Regions from separate parts of the Homo sapiens genome. Here region 1 is linked to region 2. The links are chromatin loops, found by intact Hi-C in ENCODE. Cell type or tissue: heart left ventricle. All regions are shown on one strand. Each heading gives the region's core, and the rest is flanking DNA. Links, peaks and the distances in the headings are about the cores only. Region 1 overlaps B4GALT1 (beta-1,4-galactosyltransferase 1). Region 2 has its middle 8.3 kb from the start of SMU1.

Region 1 (5,000 bases), core at 1-5,000, 78 kb after region 2:
TGTCAAGATGACCATATCCTCTGGCCTAGAAATTCTTCCCCAGGAATTTATCCCAGGAAAGTAATTCAACTGAAGCAAAGAGCTACACACTACAAAAATGTTCATATCTAGATTATCGACGATAGTGAAACCTGGAATAGTGTATGCTAATGGAATATCTATAAGGATACTAGACAGCAACAAAAGATAATTAGGATAATCATAAACAACATAACATTTTATAAGATAATGTTGGATAAAAATGGCTGCATGCAAACAGTTTCACTCTACAACTGCATTGGAATATATGCATTGGAATATGTATGCATTTGAAAAGTAATAGCAAGCTCTGTTACAGAAGTGGGAGCATGTTCTGTTACAATGGTAAGTAGAATTTTTTTTAACATTTAACATGGTAACATTGTATTTTCAACTAAAAAAAAAAAAGGTCCTATAAAGCAAAAGCCAAAATCTTCACAAATAAGCATTATACTACCAATAATAAATAACATATATTCACAACTTATTCTGTGTTAGGCACTGTTTTAAGCCCTTTCGTGGCTACTACCTGTATTTCATAACATCTATGAGGTGGATACTGTTATTGCCATTTTACAAGTGAGAACACTGAGGCACAGAGAGGATAACAACTTTCTTAAATCAAATACCACAGTGTGACAGAAAGAAACATTCCTTGTGCCATTTCTACGGGTCATCCACCTGCTAAAATTTTTATGTCTGCTTAGACAGACATGATGAAATCCTTAGCAGAAGCCTCATGGGTAGTGAGCTTCAAAAGGAATTCCAGAGGCCTTTCACGTTGCATATACAACCAGGTTTTCCCCCCCACTCGCCAAACTGGAATCTAGGAGGTAGAGAAAGACAGAGGCTAAAGACCAGCAGGCCCAGCCCACTCAAATTTCAGAAAGACAACAGAGACCAAAGGAGTTAGGACTTGCCTAAAATGATGTAATGAATTAGAAAAAGAATAAAGACCAGGGCTCGGAATCCTCACTCCAGCAGCCTTCAAGGCTTGCTCCTACCCTCTGCAGACCAAGAAATCCCTCTCTGCAGCTCTCTTCCCTTTCAACTGCCTCCCTTTGATCCCTCAGTCCAGCTACCCTCAGACTTCCTCTGTCCATAACAGTCCAAACTGCACCACCTTCTCTTTCTTTTATCATCTTCAGCTCACTCTGCCTCCATTTCCTTTCCTCTCCTGCCCTGCTGGTAAAGGTGTGCAACTTTTGGAATTTCAGCTTTAGTATTCTTTCCACATGACAGCAAGTAGAGGAAATCGCAGGTTACTTTTAGCAGTAGACTCCTGCCCTTCCAATAAGGGAGACTGTTCAAACATACTGAGAGACAGAGATGCTAAAATCAACGTCTGGAAGAGAGGTCCTTCATTCTGACTCTGGCCCTGGCCCAGACCACCCATTTGGCTCCCTGCACCTCCTCAGTACCCTCAAAGCACCCAGGCTTCCTCTCTCTGACCACACCATATTGCCAGAGTCTATCTACTACTACTAAGGGACTGCCCAAGAGTGGGGGCCTCTCTTGTTCATGTCTATCTCTCACACTTCATATAGTGTAGTTACCAATAAAAGTTTGCTGAATGAGGAAATGAGTCCCTGTTCATTCTCTTCCTGGGGGGAGGGGGTCTCTCCTGACTTTGGTGTGAAGACTCAATTCTACCTATTCTTGGGCAGGCAGGGACTCTGCCCAGAGTACTCCTCTAAATGTCAGGCGCTACCCAACACCTTAATACCACATCCCCACAATCCCATAACGCAAATACCAGCTTCCCTAGGCCGCACCCTGAACTCCACATCCTTTCCTGTTTCTTTTTTTGTTGTTGATTTTTTTCAAGCTGGCAGTGTCCTGCAACACCAATGACAGCTCTGCGGTTTCAGGATGTCAAAGGCAAAAGGCCATTATGCAAAACAGGAAGAAACTTTGAAAGAAAAAAACTTAAGGCATTTTTAGAATATACTCTGTCATGGGGCCAAGCAATGATTGAATCCCCTGCCAGGGACCCTCCCCATGACCTCTAGGCCCCCGTGGTGGGGCAGGAAGGAGCCTGACCTCACACTGTATCCGTCACACTGCTGACATAATCCTGCCCCTTCCCTCAGTGCAACCTCGCCCTAGCACTCCAGGCTTTGTGCCAAATGACCCCGGCAGACAAAACTGCTCCTCAGAGAGAATTTATCTCCACTGAGGACATTCTAAAGGGAGTAACTTCAAAGTATACTCCTTGGGAATAGCCTGGCACACTGGCCTGAGGCTTTATTGATCTAACCCACCTGAATCAGCCCCAACTGAGAACCAGGTTCTGCCTCTCCCTAAGAGAGCTTCTCCCTAAGAGAATTCCTAGAAACCTAAAGTTTCTCACTATGGCTCCTCCCTAGATCTCAGGACCACCTGGAGGTGGGAGAGCTGTGCTATATGTTTCAGAATCTGATTTGCAAGCTTGCTCCCACCTTCCTGTGCGTCACATCTCAATGATGTCAACAGCACTGGTTTAGCTAGCTGTTGTTCACCCACAACCACAGCCCCAGAGCCACAGTAGTCCACAGAAGTCCAGCACAGGGACTTAGCTGCTAAAGAAACAAATGGAGAAGTTACTGAGAAAGCATCACCCCCACCGATTCTGTTCACAGCAGATTTCTGCTCAGCCAGATCCTAAGAGCCTATCCTGCAGCCTGGCCCTTTGCCCCTGCCCCCAGGCACTTCCTGGACCTAGTTTCTTTTTTAATCAGAATTCTAGACACATTGTTCAGCAATAAGTGATACTCATCTGCCAGCACTAAGCAAATCTGGAATTTCCAATGAGTCTATCCTTTTGTAAGACTGGCTTGAAAATCTAGCCCTTCTCAAAAAACATTCAACACTTTTTTTCCTTTTTTAGAAAGCTCTCCTACAGAAACCATCCAAAAAGTACATAAAGCTTTCTGCACAAGCATCACTACATCACTAAGAAAAAACAAAAACTATATATGTATATGTGTGTGTTCAGCAACAGTTGAATGATTTTTTTAAGTTATGGCATATTCAGCTGACAGACTATGATACTGCCTTTGTGATTTTTAAAGGTATAGGGTCAAGTCTGTGACAGAATCTTAAATGAAAAATGCTGAACACCAGGCTATCTACATGAATCTATGTCAATCTATCTGTTCATCTATAAAGACAACAGCTATAACACTGGGTGTGGTGACTGACACCTATAATCCCAGCGCTTTGGGAGGCCAAGGCAGGTGAATCACTTGAGCTCTGGAGTTCGAGACCAGCCTAGGCAACATGGCAAAACCCCATCTCTACAAAAAATACAAAAATTAGTCAGGCATGGCGGTGTGCACCTGTGGTCCCAGCAACTCGGGAGACTGAAGTGGGAGAATCGCTTAGCCCGAGAGGTCGAGGCTGCAGTGAGCCGTGATCACTGCACTCCAGCCTGGGTGACAGAGCAAAAACCCTGTCTCAAAAAGAAAAAGAAAAAAAAATATATCAGCTATATTCTTAAACATGAAAAAGACTAGTAGGAAATATGCCGGTATGTTTCTTTTGGGTGATAGGAATTTGGGTGTGCTTTTATATCTCTTTCAACTTTTCAAATTATTTTCAATGAGCCTGCATTACTTTTTACTTTTAAAATGAAGGAAGAGATTATCCCCCCTCAAAAGGCAAAAGCAAAGACCCATACCCCTATCCCTATCCCCAACATCTCTGTGAGGCAAGTCATTCTCTCTCTCTCTCTCTCTCTCTCTGCCTGGGCTTTGTGAGGGGCTCTGGAGAAGCAGCGGGTGTGGGGAGTGGATAGAGAAGCAGCTACATAACACACCCAGACCAGACTTTAAAATCACTGCCAAAGAATTCAGCAACAGCCAATTATATAGCCCCTGGCCTTCATTTGTGCAGGGAAGGGGCGGGCTGAGGCCAAGCCGCAAAGTGGAACCTGAAGCACTGAGTGTGTGACTCACCCCTCTGTCTTCTAAGGACAAATCCCTTTAGGCCACATTCACCCAGAACCAGCTCCCCACTAAACCCTGTCCCCCACCCCCAAGCCCCACTCTCCAACCTGGAGGTCTCTGACTTACAGAACAATATCCTGAGATCACTCCTTGAGCTAGTGACCGCCTCAGCTCACCCGGCAATGGCCCAGATCAACACAGAGGCCCCTACAACTCAGGTCTCAGGTCTCTACAATCTTAATCGCAGTCTGGCTCCCAGGAACCCCTACCAAGTTTAGGGACAGGAGGGACCCTGTGAGTCTAATCCCATGCCTTGTTAATTCCCCTAGGAGCCAGGGTCTGGCTGGCTGGCCTTACAGTGACCTCACTGCCCAGGGACCACACCAGTCTATACCAAAGCCAAATGTAAAACTGTCACCATGCCAGGCCCTCAAAGGATTTAAGCTTCAAGGGCAGACCATTTGTCCTAAAACAACTGGATTGCTGCTCCACTGGACAAGAAAAACTGGAATTTCCAGGTAGATGTGGGTTCAAGCAGAATTCCAGTCTCTGCTTCTTCATAGTAAGAGCAGAGAACAAAGAGTAAGAAACAAGGTACAGGAGGCACTGGGTAAACAGATAGCAGGGAAATCAGCAGGTATGACTACTGAATAAACCTCTTTCACAAACACACACCCATAGCCCAGCTGAGTGCAAAGGGGATGAGCCTGCCGGCCCTGTTCCTTAAGTCTGGATGGTCCCTAGGGTGGAATCTGTGGAAAGCTTGGACTGCCTTGCTATTAACTGCCCCATAATTCCCAACCCATAAATTAGCTTAGTCCCAGCCTGGAAATCCCTACCCTGCTGCTACCCAAAGACCATAATACCCAGTGATATCTCATTATAATCATTATAAAGCAGCAAGTTAAAGATTACTCAGCAGAACTAATGCATAGCTTCAGAAATTAGAGGAAAATTTTCACACAACCAAATAAAACCAGGGCTGGAGAATTTTGATATGAACTTGGAGTTTCTGAAAGAAGAAAGGAAGAAATGAAGGAGGGAGGGGAGTGA
Region 2 (13,310 bases), core at 705-5,704:
TATTTTTAAATATTTTATTGCTGTTGTATATAAATTGTAAAAATTATTTGCAGCACAGTAATAATAAATCTGGCCAGGCGTGGTGGCTCACGCCTGTAATCTCAGCACTTTGGGAGGCTGAGGCGGGTGGATCACCTGAGTTCAGGAGTTGGAGACCAGCCTGGCCAACATGGTGAAACCCCGTCTCTACTAAAAATAAGAAAATTTGCCAGGCAGATAGGTGTGCATCTGTAATCCCAGCTACTCGGGAGACTGAGGCAGGAGAATCCCTTGAACCCGGGAGGCAGAGGTTGCAGTGAGGAGAGATCGAACCACTGCACTCCACCCTGGGTGACCGAGTGACCAAAAAATAATAAATAAATAAATAAATAAAATAAATCTGTGTTCCGAAATTACATATTGAAATGATGTATTTGTAGATTTCCTGATGGCTTTCAGTCTTATCTGATTCTGTGCCTAAAGGTCTGCCATACAACTTGTCCATAACCTCTTAAATACTGCTTCTTTTGTCAAATCATCCTCTATTTCCTATCAATTCTTGAAGGACATGGTCTCCAAGGTTTCAAATGTTTTAGAGTCTCCATGCTTGCCTTGACATGTAGTGAGATATCAACATGGGTTATATGGTTTATGAGATACTCCTTCACTATTCTATCCCATAACAGCACAAAATTATTATAACTTCTTCCTTGAAAAGAAGACCCAGCTCATCGCAACAATAGCATATGTCCTCATTTTCTCTACCTAGTACTTGTCATGTTACTCTTAAATTCAGGTTACTTCTCTATTTTGTTTATACAAATAAATCTTCTCTATGATTACTTAACACCAGGTTTTATTCTAATATCCACCACACCTCTGCTTTCATTTTGAATGGAATGGCTTCTCTTCTTATGACTCCTATTACATCCAAGCTTGTTCATTATTTATAGATGTGAGCATCTTATTGCTTCATTATGTCTTTTGTAGTAACACCCTAGGATTTTGATATTGAACTACATATTACTCTATTTTATAACAAATTAATTTATTTTTATTTTTCCTATATATTTAGCATTATATTGATTTTTTCATTATCTGCGTAAGTAGATTTTTCTTTCTTTTTTAAGACAGAGTCTCACTCTGTTGCCTAGGCTGGAGTGCAGTGGCACCATCTCAGCTCACTGCAACCTCTGCCTCCTGGGTTCCAGTGATTCTTCTGCCTCAGCTTCCCAAGTAGCTGTGATTACAGGCACGCACCACCATGCCCAGCAAATTTTTGTATTTTTAGTAGAGACGGGTTTCGCCATGTTGGCCAGGCTGGTCTCGAACACCTGACCTCAAGTGATCCGCCCGCCTTGGCCTCCCAATGTGTAAGTAGATTATATTACTTATGAATTTCAGAACACTAAAAGGGATGTTACAAGAGATTTGGAGGTCCTTGAGCCTAATAGTATTGAGAACATGTTAAAGAGATGCCTATTAGTCATTGCTCCAAAATAATAACTCCAATCCCTTAATACTTTTCTTACTCTCCTTTTTTAACCTTGGAAAGATCTTTTAGAAAATAATATATTTTGTGATAAAGAAACATTTACATAAGTTCAACAATTCTTTTGGTTTCACTTCAGTTTCCTTTTATTCAGTCAATTACAGGTACAATTAAATTGATTAATTTTTCTCTAAAAAATAGCACATATTGATTGGCCAGGTGTGGTGGCTCACACCTATAATCCCTGTACTTTGGGAAGCCAAGGTGGGAAAATTGCTTGAGACCAGGAGCTCAAGACAAGGCTGGACAACATAGCAAGAGACCCCTTCTTCACAGAAAAATTAGCCTGGCATGGTGGCACACGCCCGTAGTTCCAGCAACTTGGGAGGCTGAGGCGGGAGGATTGGCTTGAGCCCAGGAGTTTGAGGCTGCAGTGAGCCATGATCGCACCACTGCGCTCCAGCCTGGGAGACAAAGTGAGACCCTGTCTCTAAAGAAAATAATAATAATAATAAAATTAAAATAGGCTAGGCATGGTGGCTCACGCCTGTAATCCCAGCACTTTGGGAGGCCAAGGTGGGTGGATCATCTGAGGTCAGGAGTTCGAGACCAGCCTGGCCAACATAGTGAAACCCCCCCATCTCTACCAAAAATACAAAAATTAGCTGGGCATGGTGGCACATGCCTGTAATCCCAGCTACTCAGGAGGCTAAGGGAAGAGATTCGCTTGAGCCCGGAAGGCGGAGGTTGGCCTGAGACGAGATTGCACCATTGCACTTTAGCCTGGGTGACACAGTGAGACTCCGTCTCAAAAAATAAAAATAAAAATAAAAAAGAAAGAAAGAAAACGTGGGGCAGTGGAGGGTGGGGAGTGTAAACTATACTCTGTCTGCATCACATGCTGCTTGACATAATCCCTGGTGCCAAGTAGCCTGTTTCAAGTCAGAACTTGTTATTTGCTGCTGTGCCCGTGGTTTATGCATTCACGTCAATGTGATCATGGGCACCATTCTTGAGAAATGAAACTTTATCATGACTAGCAAGCAGCCACAGAGGTATACCTATCCTTTGCTTCTTCGATATATTGGATTTTTAACCCCTGATTGACAGTCGATGCTGCTGGCATTGCAAACCCTCCTCATTCATGTTTATTCTGTAATAAAAAAGTGGAATATGATGTTTTTGTTACCATGTATAAGAAATTACAATCTTTACCTAGTTGGGGAGGATTTTTTTCCTTCCTGAACTGGTTGCTTATGTAAGTATTCTGTATTCCAACAATCCATCCATTTCCATGCTTTTCCCATACCCAAAAGTATAGCTTTTGTCACCTTGCTGATCTCTTGTTCACAAGTTGATAAATTTTGCCAATTCCTAAAGATCAATTTGTATAGAAATTTTGTTTTTAACACTAGACAAATGAGGTCTCTCACATCTCTCCATCCATATATAAATAAAGAAACAAGCAGGCACACACACAGACAACTTCTAAACTCTAAACCAGGCAGTTGTATTCACCAAGAATCTTTCCACCGCATACTCACAGGCTGGATCACAACCTCCTAGACCAAATTTCTAGTGAACAAAAGTAACCCCGAGGGAAATCCGGTCTCCTGATCCGCCCTGCTTTCCGGTAAATGGGCCCCCTCCCATAAGTCCATGTATCAGCAATCTATCTCTTGAATCCAGCAGAGGGCAGGACAGTCACAGAAAAACTACCATTGTAAACCTAGCCTCCAAATGTCTAACTGGTTAAGGAAAAGAGGTGGAGGGGAGAGAGATTCTTGGTCCTGCGGATAAAGGAAGTACTGTAGAAGGGAAAGTCAATATTTGAGTGCCAAAATGGGGCAAAAGGTTCGTTTTATTTTCTATTAAACTAGACCAGTTTCTTCTAACAGGATATAATAAGGCAAAGCAGAGAAAAAAATCACATAATTCTATGTGCTTTTTGCAGAACATGAATTTTAAGTTATGAGAGTTAAATGAGTTAATTCATACAAAACACAACAGTGCCTGGCATGTAGCGAGCACTAAGTAAGAGTTTGTTGTTATTGTTGTTGTTGTTGTCGTTGTTGTTGTTGTAGAGATAGCGTCTTGCTATGTTGCCCAGGCTGGTCTTGAACTTCTGGCCTCAAGCCATTCTCCCTCCTCGGCTTCCCAAAGTGTTGGGATTGCAGGTGTGAGCCATCATACCTGGCCTATTATTATATATTAAGATGTCAAAGCCCTTCTATTATTTATGCTTCTTACCACAATAAGAAAATAAATACTATAAGTCAAAATAAAGTCTAAAACTGGTCTGTTTTGGAGTGAGGAACTCCTCTCTTTAGTGTGATACTGCTGTCACAGATGGGCTTGTACCCTGCTCATGCTCCACCAGCTGGAAGCTGGCTGGTCTCCAGTAGTCCACTTTGTCTGGACCCCTGAAATCCCTGTCCATGTCTCATTGGCCAGTTCAGCCTCCGTGATGCAAAGCTGCTACGGTGTGTGTAGCCAGCATCTCCTTTATTTACACAGAAAGGGTTCCTCCCTCAAGGCTGGCGCTCAAATGGGGACCTGTTTCCCACACCACGACTTGTTAGCATTTGTGGTTCCAGAGGCTTCCCTTAGCACACCTTTGATCTGGGATCTGTACAAACAGAATACACAGGGCCAGGCCGCAAGAGTGCCAGCAGCTACCTGCACTTTCCCCACAGGGAAAGTGCTTTCCCACTGTTGTCCTTTTTCTAAAATAGCATCTCTCATCTCCCTACTCAGACTGCTTTTCTACTTTCCAGGGACTCTAGGGCACAGAATAAGTCTTAAATTTGTATGCCTGGGATGCTTGATCTTTCACAAGACAGAGGGGAGGGTTCCAGCCTCGTTCCCCATTTTATCCCTACCCTTGGAGCCGTCTGGGATCCTCCATTCTCTAATTGCAATGAACAGTTTTGGGGGTGTCTGGCAAGCTCACAGTTCCCCTTTCTTTCTTCCTTCCTATCATGTATAGTGAGAAGAGAAGTACTTTGATAAAATGTGGCTTTCGGCGACCCCACCCTGTGGTCACTAAAGATACACACACAGGAACAGGTAAGAAATACACATATAGGCATGTGCACATACACAGGTAAGACATGCATATACAGAAACACATAAAATAATGTGGCAGACATGGAAACTTTGACGCACACAAAGACACACACCCCCACAATCCTGTGGCTTAAGGAAGTAAGATTTTCCCCCGGGTATTGTTTTTCTTGTTGACTCTGGTCACTGTGGTGCCCACGTGGCACATCCACAGTTCTTAGAAAAAGGACAGAAGCACAAAGCCTCTACCAAGTTAGAAACAAAGGCCCTGGCACAGCCCAGCCCTGGCTCACCAGTCCAGGATGCCTGTCCTACCTTCATCTCCTGGAACTGTAGTTCTGGCTCAAATGGTGCCCCAGGGGATCTCAGCCAAGGAAAACAGAGGCTGCCCAGGCACTGAGTGCCACTGGGCCAGCTGGCCCAGACCAAACATTCAAGCTCTGATGCTCAGAGCCCCCACCGTCTGCAACCCAAGCATCTCTTTCCCACACAGGCCAGCCTTACCTCATGTAGCAGCCTGCTGCGGAGGCGAAACCAAGGGTGAGGAGGGTGAGGTTGGAGAGATAGGTTAGAAAATGGGGTTGGGCATCATTCTGAGCAAACTATCGCAAGGACAGAAAACCAAACACCGTATGTTCTCACTCATAGGTGGGAATTGAACAATGAGAACACTTGGACATGAGGTGGGGAACATCACACACCAGGGCCTGTCGTGGGGTGAGGGGAGGGGAGAGGGATAGCATTAGGAGAAATACCTAATGTAAATGATGAGTTAATGGGTGCAGCACACCAACATGGCACATGTATACATATGTAACAAACCTGCACGTTGTGCACGTGTACCCTAGAACTTAAAGTATAATAATAATTAAAAGAAAAAGAAAATGGGGTTGGGGAGCAAGAGGTATGACTAAGTAGGGGGGTGACATGTTTAAATTTCCACGTTTGAGTGCCCAACACATGGAACAGTGCCTGACACACAATAAATGTGAATGGCTCTGGTAGCTTCATGAAAAGGGGGCTGGAAACTGATGGTCCTGATGGCAGGAAGCTCAGTCAGGAGCATCCGATCATGTGAGAGTTGGGTGGGGGCTTGCTCTGGGGCTGAGGATGAGGTAGGAGTGAAAAGAGAAAGAAATGGAAGTGACTGTGGATGTGATAAGAAAGGCTGTTTAGGCCAGGCGTGGTGGTTCACGCTTATAACCCCAGCACTTAGGGTGGCTGAGGCGGGTGGATCACATGAGGTCAGGAGTTCGAGACCAGCCTAGCCAACATGGTGAAACCCCATCTCTACTAATAATACAAAAATCAGCCGGGTGTGGTGGCAGGCGCTTGTAATCCCAACTACTCGGGAGGCTGAGGCAGGAGAATTGCTTGAACCTGGGAGGCAGAGGTTGCAGCAAACCAAGATCATGCCACTGCAGTCCAGCCTGGGCGATGGTGAATAAAAAAAGCTGATTAGAGCTGAGACCCTGGGCTCTGACTCATGCTAATTAAAACAGTAGTAAGGCAGACATAGAAAGCCAGCTTGTTAATTTACTGTGAGAAACATACCTGTCATGAGGATGGGAAATACATGCATCAGCATAGGCGTTCCCATCAGCATACAAACATGATCTGGTCTCTCTCACTCTTAAAATTCTTCCTTGACCTATATCATTTCTCTTCATACTCCACCTCATTTCTTTGCTTTCCTTCATAGCCAAACTTCTAGAAAGAGTTGCCCCCAAAATGCTGTTTGTACTCCCTCAATCTGTTCACGCCCACCCTATTCCAATCTGACTTTCATCTCTACTATTCCCTGAGGTCTTCTCATGTCAAAGTCACTGATGATTTTCCTGTTGCCAAATCCAAGAGGCTTACCTAGTTCTTCATCTAGAGGAAATGGAGACTCAGCAGGTTAAACAGAGTTTCACTTCTTGCAATTTGGTCCAGCCCCCTCATGAGGACAACTGGAAAATAAGAAACAAATCTGCTTATAGGCATAGAAGAGATAATAAATTGGTGTTTGGGACTACTTTTTACCTGGAGGGAATTTGTCCATGCTCGAATGAATGACCAGAGGAAGATGGCTTTTTTAAACAGGAGGACAGTTATTGAAGTTTAGGGCTAGCCAAAATAAGAAGCCCTGGGCTGGGCATGGTGGCTTACCCCTGTAATCCCAGCACTTTGGGAGGCCAAGGCGGGTGGATCACAAGGTCAGGAGATTGAGACCATCCTGGCTAACACGGTGAAACCCCGTCTCTACTAAAAATACAAAAAATTAGCCGGGCGTGGTGTGGGTGCCTGTAGTCCCAGCTACTCGGGAGGCTGAGGCAGGAGAATGGCATGAACCCAGGAGGCAGAGCTTGCAGTGAGCCAAGATCACGCCACTGCACTCCAGCCTGGGCTACAAAGTGAGACTCCATCTCAAAAAAATAAAAAACAAAAATTAGCCGGTGTCGTAGCAGGCACCTGTAATCCCAGCTACTCAGGAGGCTGAGGCAGGAGAATCACTTGAACCTGGGAGGTGGAGATTGCAGTGAGCCGAGATTGCACTGTTGCACTCCAGGCTGGGCTATAAGAGCAAAACTCCGTCTCAAAAAAAAAAAAAAAAAAAAAAAAGGGCTCCTGGTTCCAAGATGGCCTAATAGGAACAGCTCCAGTCTACAGCTCCCAGCGTTAGTGACGCAGAAGACGGTGATTTCTGCATTTCCAACTGAGGTACCAGGTTCATCTCACTGGGGCTTGTTGGACAGTGGGTGCAGTCCACAGAGTGTGAGCCAAAGCAAGGTGGGGTGTTGTCTCACCCAGGAAGCACAAGGGGTCAGGGAATTCCCTTTCCTAGCCAAGGGAAGCCGTGACAGATGGTACCTGGAAAATCGGGACACTCCCACCCTAATACTATACTTTTCCAATGGCCTTAGTAAATGGCACACCAGGAGATTATATCCCGCGCGTGGCTCGGGGGGGTCCCAGGCCCACAGAGCCTCACTCACTGCTAGCACAGCAGTCTGAGATCAAACTGCAAGGCAGCAGTGAGGCTGGGGGAGGGGCATCTGCCATTGCTGAGGCTTGACTAGGTAAACAAAGCAGCTGGGAAGTTCGAACTGGGTGGAGCCCACCGCAGCTCAAGGAGGCCTGCCTGCCTCTGTAGACTCCACCTCTGGGAGCAGGGCATAGCTGAACAAAAGGCAGGAGAAACTTCTGCAGACTTAAACGTCCCTGTCTGACAGCTTTGAAGAGAGTAGTGGTTCTCCCAGCACAGAGTTTGAGATCTAAGAACGGACAGACTGCCTCCTCAAGTGGGTCTGTGACCCCCGAGTAGCCTAACTGGGAGATACCTCCAAGTAGGGGCAGACTGACACGTCGTACAGCCGGGTGCCCCTCTGAGACGAACCTTCCAGAGGAAGGATTAGGCAGCAACATTTGCCGTTCTGCAATATTTGCTGTTCTGCAGCCTCTGCTAGTGATACCCAGGCAAACAGGGTCTGGAGTGGACCTCCAGCAAACTCCAACAGACCTGCAGCTGAGGGTCCTGACTATTAGAAGGAAAACTAACAAACAGAAAGGACATTCACACCAAAACCCCATCTGTACATCACCACCATCAAAGACCAAAGGTAGATAAAACCACAAAGATGGGGAGAAACCAGAGCAGAAAAGCTGAAAATTCTAAAAATCAGAGCACATCTTCTCCTCCAAAGTAACACAGCTCCTCACCAGCAACGGAACAAAGCTGGACGGGGAATGACTTTGATGAGTTGAGAGAAGAAGGCTTCAGACAATCGGTAATAACAAACTTCTCTGAGCTAAAGGAGGAAGTTCAAACTCATCACAAAGGAGCTAAAAACCTTGAAGAAAGATTAGATGAATGGCTAACTAGAATAAACAGTGCAAAGAAGACCTTAAATGACCTGATGGACTGAAAACCATGGCACAAGAACTACGTGACGCATGCACAAGCTTCAGTAGCCGATTCGATCAACTGGAAGAAAGGGTATCAGTGACTGAAGATCAAATGAATGAAATGAAGCAAGAAGAGAAGTTTAGAGAAAAAAGAGTAAAAAGAAACAAAGCCTCCAAGAAATATGGGACTATGTGAAAAGACCAAATCTATGTCTGATTGGTGTACCTGAAAGTGACGGGGAGAATGGAACCAAGCTGGAAAACACTCTGCAGGATATTATCCAGGAGAAATTCCCCAACCTAGCAAGGCAGGCCAACATTCAAATTCAGGAAATACAGAGAACGCCACAAAGATACTCCTCGAGAAGAGCAACTCCAAGACACCTAATTGTCAGATTCACCAAAGTTGAAATGAAGGAAAAAATATTAAGGGCAGCCGGAGAGAAAGGTCGGGTTACCCACAAAGGGAAGCCCATCAGACTAACAGTGGATCTCTTGGCAGATATTCTAAAAGCCAGAAGAGAGTGGGGGCCAATATTCAACATTCTTAAAGAGAAGAATTTTCAGCCCAGAATTTCATATCCAGCCAAACTAAGCTTCATAAATGAAGGAGAAATAAAATCCTTTACAGACAAGCAAATGCTGAGAGATTTTTGTCACCACCAGGCCTGCCCTAAAAGAGCTCCTGAAGGAAGCACTAAACATGCAAAGGAACAACCAGTACCAGCCACTGCAAAAACATGCCAAATTGTAAAGATCATCGATGCTAGGAAGAAACTGCATCAACTAACGAGCAAAATAACCAGCTAACATCATAATGGCAGGATCAAATTCACACATAACAATATTAACTTTTAATGTAAATGGACTAAATGTTCCAATTAAAAGACACAGACTGGCAAATTGGATAAAGAGTCAAGACCCATCAGTGTACTGTATTGAGGAGACCTATCTCATGTGCAGAGACACACATAGGCTCAAAATAAAGGGATGGAGGAAGATCTACCAAGCAAATGGAAAACAAAAAAAAAAGCATGGGTTGCAATCCTAGTCTCTGATAAAATGGACTTTAGACCAACAAAGATCAAAAGAGAAAAAGAAGGCCATTACATAATGGTAAAGGGATCAATTCAACAAGAAGAGCTAACTATCCTAAATATATATGCACCCAATACAGGAGCACCCAGATTCATAAAGCAAGTCCTTAGAGACCTACAAAGAGACTTAGACTCCCACACAATAATAATGGGAGACTTTAACACCCCACTGTCAACATTAGACAGATCAACGAGACAGAAAGTTAACAAGGATATCCAGGAATTGAATTCAGCTCTGCACCAAGCGGACCTAATAGACATCTACAGAACTCTCCACCCCAAATCAACAGAATATACATTCTTCTCAGCACCACATTGCACTTATTCCAAAAGTGACCACATAGTTGGAAGTAAAGCACTCCTCAGCAAATGTAAAAGGACAGAAATCACAACAAACTGTCTCTCAGACCACAGTGCAATCAAACCAGAACTCAGGATTAAGAAACTCACTCAAAACCACTCAACTACATGGAAACTGAACAACCTGCTCCTGAATGACTACTGGGTACATAACAAAATGAAGGCAGAAATAAAGATGTTCTTTGAAACCAATGAGAACAAAGACCCAACATACCAGAATCTCCGGGACACATTTAAAGCAGTGTGTAGAGGGAAATTTATAGCACTAAATGCCCACAAGAGAAAGCAGGAAAGATCTAAAATTGACACCCTAACATCACAATTCAAAGAACTAGAGAAGCAAGAGCAAACACATTCAAAAGCTAGCAGAAGGCAAGAAATAACTAAGATCAGAGCAGAACTGAAGGAGATAGAGACACAAAAAACCCTTCAAAAAATCAATGAATAGAGGAGGTGGTTTTTTGAAAAGATCAACAAAATTTATAGACCGCTAGCAAGACTAATAAAGAAAAGAGAGAAGAATCAAATAGATGCAGTAAAAAATGATAAAGGGGATATCACCACCGATCCCACAGAAATACAAACTACCATCAGAGAATACTATAAACACCTCTATGCAAATAAACTAGAAAATCTAGAAGAAATGGACAAATTCCTGGACACATACACCCTCCCAAGACTAAACCAGGAAGAAGTTGAATCCCTGAATAGACCAATAACAGGCTCTGAAATTGAGGCAATAATTAATAGCTTACCAACCAAAAAAAGTCCAGGACCAGACAGATTCACAGCCGAATTCTACCAGAGGTACAAAGAGGAGCTGGTACCACTCCTTCTGAAACTATTCCGATCAACAGAAAAAGAGGGAATCCTCCCTAACTCATTTTATGAGGCCAGCATCATCCTGATACAAAAGCCTTGCAGAGACACAACAAAAAAAGAGAATTTTAGACCAATATCTCTGATGAACATCAATGCGAAAATCCTCAATAAAATACTGGCAAACTGAATCCACCAGCACATCAAAATGTTATCCACTACGATCAAGTGGGCTTCATCCCTGGGATACAAGGCTGGTTCAATATATGCAAATCAATAAACGTAATCCAGCATATAAACAGAACCGAAGACAAAAACCACATGATTATTTCCATAGATGCAGAAAAGGCCTTCAACAAAATTCAACAGCCCTTCATGCTAAAAACTCTCAATAAATTAGGTATTGATGGGACGTATCTCAAGTTAATAAGAGCTATTTATGACAAACCCACAGCCAATATCATACTGAATGGGCAAAAACTGGAAGCATTCCCTTTGAAAACTGGCACTAGACAGGGATGCCCTCTCTCACCACTCCTATTCAACCTAGTGTTGGAAGTTCTGGCCAGGACAATCACGCAGGAGAAAGAAATAAAGGGTATTCGATTAGGAAAAGGGGAAGTCAAATTTTCCCTGTTTGCAGATGACATGATTGTATATTTAGAAAACCCCATCGTCTCAGCCCCAAATCTCCTTAAGCTGATCAGCAACTTCAGCAAAGTCTCAGGATACAAAATCAATGTGCAAAAACCACAAGCATTCCTATACACCAATAACAGACAAACAGAGAGCCAAATCATGAGTTAGCTCCCATTCACAATTGCTTCAAAGAGAATAAAAGACCTAGGAATCCAACTTATAAGGGATGTGAAGGACCTCTTCAAGGAGAACTACAAACCACTGCTCAACGGAATAAAAGAGGACACAAACAAATGGAAGAACATTCCATGCTCATCAATATCGTGAAAATGGCCATACTGCCCAAGGTAATTTACAGATTCAATGCCATCCCCATCAAGCTACCAATGACTTTCCACACAGAATTGGAAAAAACTACTTTAAAGTTCATGTGGAACCAAAAAAGAGCCTGCATTGCCAAGTCAAACCTAAGCCAAAAGAACAAAGCTGGAGACATCACGCTACCTGACTTCAAACTATCCTACAAGGCTACAGTAACCAAAACAGCACGGTACTGGTACCAAAACAGAGATATAGACCAATGGAACAGAACAGAGCCCTCAGAAATAATGCTGCATATCTACAACTATCTGATCTTTGGCAAACCTGACAAAAACAAGAAATGAGGACAGGATTCCCTATTTAATAAATGGTGCTGGGAAAACTGGCTAGCCATATGTAGAAAGCTGAAACTGGATCCCTTCCTTACACCTTATACAAAAATTAATTCAAGATGGATTAAAGACTTAAATGTTAGACCTAAAACCATAAAAACCCTAGAAGAAAACCTAGGCAATACCATTCAGGCCATAGGCATGGACAAGGACTTCATGACTGAAGCACCAAAAGCAATGGCAACAAAAGCCAAAATTGACAAATGGGATCTAATTAAACTAAAGAGCTTCTGCACAGCGAAAGACACTACCATCAGAGTGAACAGGCAACATACAGAATGGGAGAAAATTTTTACAATCTACCTATCTGACAAAGGGCTAATATCCAGAATCTACAAAGAACTTAAACAAATTTACAAGAAAATATCAAACAACCCCATCAAAAATTACACAAAGGATATGAACAGACACTTCTCAAAAGGAGACATTTATGCGGCCAACAGACACCCAAAAAAATGCCCATCATCACTGGCCATCAAAGAAATGCAAATCAAAACCACAACGAGATGCCATCTCACACCAGTTAGAATGGCGAACATTAAAAAGTCAGGAAACAACAGGTGCTGGAGAGGATGTGGAGAAATAGGAACGCTTTTACACTGTTGGTGGGACTGTAAACTAGTTCAACCATTGTGGAAGACAGTGTGGCGATTCCTCAAGGATCTAGAACTAGAAATACCATTTGACCCAGCCATCCCATTACTGGGTATATACCCAAGGGATTATAAATCGTGCTGCTATAAAGACACATGCACACGTATGTTTATTGCAGCACTATTCACAATAGCAAAGACTTGGAATCAACCCAAATGTCCATCAATGACAGGCTGGATTAAGAAAACGTGGCACATATGCACCATGGAATACTATGCAGCCATAGAAAAGGATGGGTTATGTCTTTTGTAGAGACATGGATGAAGCAGGAAACCATCATTCTGAGCAAACTGTCGCAAGGACAAAAAACCAAACACTGCATGTTCTCACTCAGGTGGGAATTGAAGGATGAGAACACTTGGACACAGGGCGGGGAACATCACACACCAGGGCCTGTTGGGGGTGGGGGGAGGGGGGAGGGATAGCATTAGGAGAATTACCTAATGTGAATGACGAGTTAATGGGTGCAGCACACCAACATGGCACATGTATACATATGTAACAAGACTGCACGTCGTGTGCATGTACCCTAGAGCTTAAAGTATTCAAAAAAAAAAAAAAGGAGCCCTAATGAACCTCCCCAAGTTGAGATATGGAACAGCT

Evidence for each region. A loop is a pair of places that touch in the nucleus more often than their neighbours do. Peaks named below come from ENCODE experiments on the same cell type or tissue, not always from the same donor. Only the 100,000 strongest peaks of a DNase experiment are listed, where the experiment ranks them.
Region 1: a loop joins it to region 2, with 7 times the contacts of the local background. A loop is called at or near these places in 51 of 110 quality-filtered maps.

What each region holds. Positions count from the first base shown.
Region 1 is chr9:33,157,304-33,162,303 of GRCh38, forward strand. The region is part of intron 1 of B4GALT1 (beta-1,4-galactosyltransferase 1); the gene reads right to left. Among named protein-coding and RNA genes, the nearest start is that of B4GALT1-AS1, 7.1 kb to the right of the region's middle. RefSeq lists enhancers at 1,720-1,779, 1,890-2,069, 2,100-2,239, 3,658-3,787, 3,807-4,801. In heart left ventricle, for the core only: no CTCF peak of the experiment used is centred there; DNase peaks (open chromatin) are centred at 2,098, 2,677 and 3,918; H3K4me3 peaks cover 597 bases; H3K27ac peaks cover 5,000 bases.
Region 2 is chr9:33,078,300-33,091,609 of GRCh38, forward strand. No RefSeq gene overlaps it. Among named protein-coding and RNA genes, the nearest start is that of SMU1, 8.3 kb to the left of the region's middle. RefSeq lists an enhancer at 4,349-4,398. In heart left ventricle, for the core only: a CTCF peak has its summit at 3,147 (motif pointing right); no DNase peak of the experiment used is centred there; H3K27ac peaks cover 434 bases.